Regions from separate parts of the Homo sapiens genome. Here region 1 is linked to region 2. A link is a contact called in ENCODE Hi-C or POLR2A ChIA-PET data. All regions are on one chromosome and are shown on one strand. Each heading gives the region's core, a stretch centred on a gene start or an enhancer-like site at or near the end of the contact. The rest is flanking DNA. Distances are from core to core; before and after follow the strand shown.

Evidence for each region. Hi-C counts contacts between places; a loop is a spot of excess contacts on that map. ChIA-PET counts read pairs that join two places held with the same protein, here RNA polymerase II (POLR2A). Pooled maps may share reads with other maps.
Region 1: a map of aorta shows a loop between it and region 2 (2.1-fold over the local background). The contact joins two enhancer-like sites. A Hi-C loop is called at or near these places in 4 of 168 maps with a recorded cell type or tissue (aorta, ascending aorta, chondrocyte and 1 more) and 3 of 50 pooled maps. POLR2A ChIA-PET finds 5 or more read pairs at or near these places in 3 of 52 experiments (H1, MCF 10A and PC-9).

The regions. Positions count from the first base shown.
Region 1 is chr4:156,546,318-156,549,017 of GRCh38, forward strand. No RefSeq gene overlaps it. Among named protein-coding and RNA genes, the nearest start is that of LINC02272, 95 kb to the right of the region's middle. Within about 2 kb of position 1,299, at least 2 of the 41 ENCODE cell types and tissues checked have a DNase peak (open chromatin) inside an H3K27ac peak, as active enhancers do.
Region 2 is chr4:156,475,112-156,477,811 of GRCh38, forward strand. No RefSeq gene overlaps it. Among named protein-coding and RNA genes, the nearest start is that of LINC02272, 170 kb to the right of the region's middle. Within about 2 kb of position 1,305, at least 3 of the 41 ENCODE cell types and tissues checked have a DNase peak (open chromatin) inside an H3K27ac peak, as active enhancers do.

The DNA of each region.
Region 1 (2,700 bases), core at 49-2,548, 71 kb after region 2:
ACCAAAAACAGTCCAGGTGCAGTGGCTTATGCCTGTACTCCCAGTAATTTGGGAGGCCGAGGCTAGAGGATCACTTGAGTCTAGGACTTCAAGACCAGATGGGCCAACATGGCAAAACCCCATCTCTATGAAAACTGCAAAAATTAGCTCGCTGTGGTGTCGTGTGCCTGTAGTTTTAGCTACTCAGGAGGCTGAGGTGGGAGGATCACCTGAGCCTGGGGAGGTGAAGGCTGCAGTGAACCATGATTTTGTCACTGCACTCCAGCCTGGGTGACAAAGTGAGACTCTGTCTCAAAAATAATAATAATAAAAAAAACTAAACAGAGCTCACTGTGGAGAGATGGAGATAGATGGGGCAGCCAAGTCCAATTCCAATTCCAGGAGATGTGATTGACAGTAAGTGGCAGTTGCTTGAGATAGCTAGGACAAGGCACTCTTCTTTACGTGCAAATGCCTATCAAGAGTTCCATGAATATCTCCTTTGTACACTCATCCTGCTCCATCTCTAACTTAGTTGTCAGTGTCTTTCAGAAGACTGTTACTGTTGTGAGAAAGAGATCTCAGTCATTCTGACTTAATCTATATATCTAACAGGCTCTCAATAAACATTTGGCCACTGTACCAGGGCTAGCGCAAAAATGTCATGGCAAGCTAGAACTTTCAAATCTATCTGTCTTCATTGACAGACTTTTAAGACTTTTCAGAATAAGAAAAGCATTGACTGAATGCTAAGAATATTCCTACTCTAAAGCATTGTGTTATGTCTAGCTCATGCTAGAATTTAAGGCCTCCCTTTCTCTATCTATTAGACCTAATTAATTACCAAATCTGATTCTTTCTCTGACTCTAAATACCTGTCTCATTTCCTTCCCACTACCGGACCTCACAGTACTTCCCTTAATTCAGGCCACTATTTTCATCCAGATCAGTTACCACTATCTTCTCACATGTCTTCCGGCCTCAGTTGTGACCCCCTCAAGTTAATTTTTTCATTCTGCCACCAGAAGATTCTTAAACACAAGTCTGATCATTGCACTCCAGTACATAAAATCTTGCAAGGCCAATCCCCCTTGTTTGTAGGATAAAATACAAATTCCTTTATACAGCAGACAAGGTCCTTCATGACCTGACACTCGTCCTCTTCAGCATCATTTCTTTTCATTATTATTTCTTTCCCTCTGCCTTTCTCTGTTCCAGCCCAACTAGCTCTTTTGGTTCCTTGAATATATCATGTTTTTCTCAACTCTGAAACCTCAAGCATGCTATTTCCTTGGCCTGGAACTCTGTCTGCCACAAACTCCAATGTCCTTAAAACACACATATTTCATCTGAGTCAGGCTGAGTCATCCTTCAGTATAAGCTCAGATACTTCTTCCTCAAGTGTTTCAATTACTACCTTATTCAGTCCCAAATTGAAGCTGGGTTTTGCTTCTGCACGCTTCTAAAAACCTTCTTGTATTTATAATATTATATTTGGCTGTAATACTCACTTTTTATATTATAAACTCATTATAAATAGGAACTCTATATAATGTCTAACCATGTTATCTGTAGCATCTAATGCAAAGCAAAGACACATAGTGGGCAATCATTAAATACTTTTTTAATTGAATGAAGTAGAACACCAGGATTCATTTGTACAGAGAGCAAGATAGGTATACATGCTGGCATATGACAGAATGATAAATAGACAAGCGTTAAGAATCTGGAGTTTTTGTGAGACAGGAAGCATAGTAAGATTTCTCTGTGTGTTTCCCTCCAGGAGTGATTCAGAGCAGGAGGATAGGAAAGGAGGATCCTATCTATTCTAAAAGACTGCCCCCAGTTCAGGATTACTTCACTCAGTCTATGGGCTAGTAAATAGATTGCATTTAAAGTAGGACTTTGTAATGTTTCGACAAATACAGAGAAATCCAAATGAAGAAAAGACAGAATGGTTTCTACTGGTATTGGAAAGGCTTATTTTCACTACTACATTTGTCCAAACCCTACAGATTAGTGATTAACTGAGAAATTAGTTTTGTCCTTCTTGTGTTCTAGAATAAGGTGAATAAACAATCACAAATAAAGTTTTGTCTCAAGATTTTAATTGTTCTACTGTTCCCACAGTATATGCCATTGTATTTTTAAAATATCCCACTTTCGTAAAATTGCAATAATAGCAACTAATCTTATAGATGGAGAAAATATAGGTTGGTACAAAAGTAATTGTGGCTTTTGCCATTATAAGTAATAATAAAAATCACAATTACTTTTGCAACAACCTAAATATATATATATATATATATATATATATATATATATATATATACACAAATAATGTCAAGATACCACTAACCACGCTGTGAGTAGAAGAGCAAGTATTAATATTAATCTTTACTTTTTAGCCTGAGGCCTAAGATGACACTAATGTTATCATTATCATCATCAGCATCAGCATACCCTTCCTTCTAAGAGCTGAGATTTGTTGAGCCTTTACTTTGTACTTTTCATGCATTATCTTATTTAATGACAACAATAACCCAGTAAGTCAGTACTCTTATTACTCCATTTTTTACGTTTAAAAAATCAAGCTTAGACAAGTTAATAATATTCCCAACGTCACACAGCTAGTGGAGGGAAGTGTTGGAATTCAGATCTAGTATCATATTGTAACCTGACAGTGCTTTTAACAATTGCTGAGAATTTCCTCGTAGCATA
Region 2 (2,700 bases), core at 55-2,554:
GGCTCCAGTTAAAACAACAGAAATGAATACACTCCTCAAGTTTTAAACACAATGAAATGTTATGAACTATTTTTAAGAGAAAAATCCCTACCTACTTGTGTAACAAATTATTGCTATGTGTTAATGATATATGTTGACATAGCTCATATATAGCACATACATTGAGCAATAAATATTGAAATGTTTTCTTTATTCATGCTAGCCCTTTTCAATCCATTTTAAACATTTAAGGGGCTTTGTCATAAAATAATTTTTTATTAAAGTGAATTGTATATAAATCCCATTTTGCAATGACTATTTTTTTAAAAGACAAAGAAGAGAATGATAAATGAGCTTTCTGCTATTGATCTATTCAGCCACAGGGTGTCATTCTTGGAGTACAGATTAGCCTGTCTAGAAGCAATACTCTGGCAGCAGATACCAAACACCATATCATATTCAGTATGTTGAATACATAATGAAAGCTCCTGACTTTTAGCCTAATTTAATACTTCTTTATACTCAGCAAACTACATCATTAGACATTTTCCAGATCTGTTTTGTAATTTTTAAATTATCTTTAGAATAAAAGCATGAAGACAACAAACAAAATTTCTAGTGGACTCAACCTCAGTGAATTGAATTAGATTGCTAGTCTTGGGAAGATAGTGAGAGAAAATATACAATCGGTACTGCTCTCTTATATTCAGAGAGAGTTATAAGGAAAAACAACGAAGTTGACAGATAGCCATACTTATAAAAAGCATTTTCCCTTTAAAAGTTATTTCCATTTATTTCATCAAACTAATAGATTATATCGCACCAGTACATGGCTCAAGAAAACTCCAAACATGCTTGGTATAGCTATTTTATGCTGAATTTGCAAAGCGTTCTAGGCCGAAAGTTAACATAGACTATGGAACTATAGTCTCACCCAAATCAGTTTAAACTTGGCACCAAGTATCCCACTTTGTCTTCTCCCACATTGGGTACAACTCATCTGAAAAAGGGTAACTTTAACCATGGTGCATAAGTCATGAAAATGGCTTGGAAAGACCTCATTAAAATGGGGCCAGATAAAGGTTAAGAAAAAGGTGATATTAACCTGACACTTTGCTTCTCTCTTCTTTAATCACTGGTAATGTGGGGACACTTAAACCTCTATCATAAACTTAGATGGAAATTCCCTCATGCCTACTTACATTGCTCCCAGCCCATCATCATGTGTAGAAAACAGATCAATGTTTTACTCCTTCATTCAGAGAGCTTTTTTCAAATATGATCCCATAATAGAGAGAAAACCAGACATGATTCACGTACTCATGCAGCTTAGTCTCTAGTGAGTGAGAGAGACATGAATCAACCACGCAAGTAAGACATAACATTCCAATGTGGTTAGTGCTAAGAAAGAGAAACACACCACAGTGCTACAAATGCTTATTTAATTGGGAATTTTACCCATGACTAGAGAAGAATTTCCTGAGTTAGCCAGGGCAGAGCTAGGGTATGGTCAATGAGTAATACTAACCAATCAAATAGAGAACAGAGAGAGATCAAGTCTGGAGCCTGTCAGGAAGACAGTATCATGAGCTCCAGTAACTGAAGAGGTTCAGGTCTCATCAAACAGATGGTGAAGACAATGTGGTGGAAAAGGCTGAAATGGTAGTCAATAAGTCATGTCAAGGATTTCGGTCTTTGCTTTTTGGTCTTTATCCTAAGAGCAAGAGGAAGCCGATGAATGTTTCCAAGCAAGAGAAGGATGAGGGAGGGAAAAGTGTTGAATATTCTAAGGTGCAGATTTGCACTTTGAGAAAGATTATTCTGTTTAGGATGCAAAAGGAATTTTTAGTGGACAAAGGTGGTTCTTGGAAAACCAGTTACAAGCTAGAAGTTGGCGGCTTGTATTAAAGAAACAAAAGTTAAAAATCGAAATAAGATGGACTTGAGACATATAGAAAGGAATTCCTTACCTATCTAGGGATTCTGTGTGGGGATGAATCTTTGATTTCGTCTCATTAATGGCTGGTGAGACTCCATTGTACAAAAAAAAGTTGATTTAAGGGACTACACCTGACTGGGTGCAGTGGGTCACACCTGTAATCCCAACACTTTGAGAGGCCAAGGTGGGAAGATCGCTTGGGCCAGGAGTTCGAGACCAGCCGGGGCAACAAAATGAGAACTTGTCTCTTCCAGAAAATTTTAAAACTTTGTGAGGCATGATGGCTCACACCTGTAGTCCAAGCTGCTCTGGTGCCTAAGTCGTTCAACATCACCCCAAGAAAGGTAAAAGGAGGTTTCCTGACTTATGGTCACATATTTCAACTACTCATTCATATGTTTAGCTATATATCACCACATACTCCTCTAAAAATTATTATAACAATTTAGATTTTTACCAAAAAATGGAGACCCAATTGTCCCATGTTCTTGATACCTCTGAGCAATGTCAATCTTTTTTATCTTGACTTATAAAACTTGGTTTAAAAAAACTTACTCTCTTGTCATTTCCTCAATTAGGAAGCAGTTGAACACATTTTCACAAGTTTGTTAGCTATCTTTATATCTTTTACATGAATTGACTATTTTCATTTGCCCAATGCTAGCACAGTGTTTGACTTTTTCTGAAAGATTTATAAAAGCTATAGTTTTTATGTTTCGTTGCAAATTATCTTCCTGTTTGTTTAATAAAAGCAAGCTAAGGACCTCTGCTTACCCTCAAAC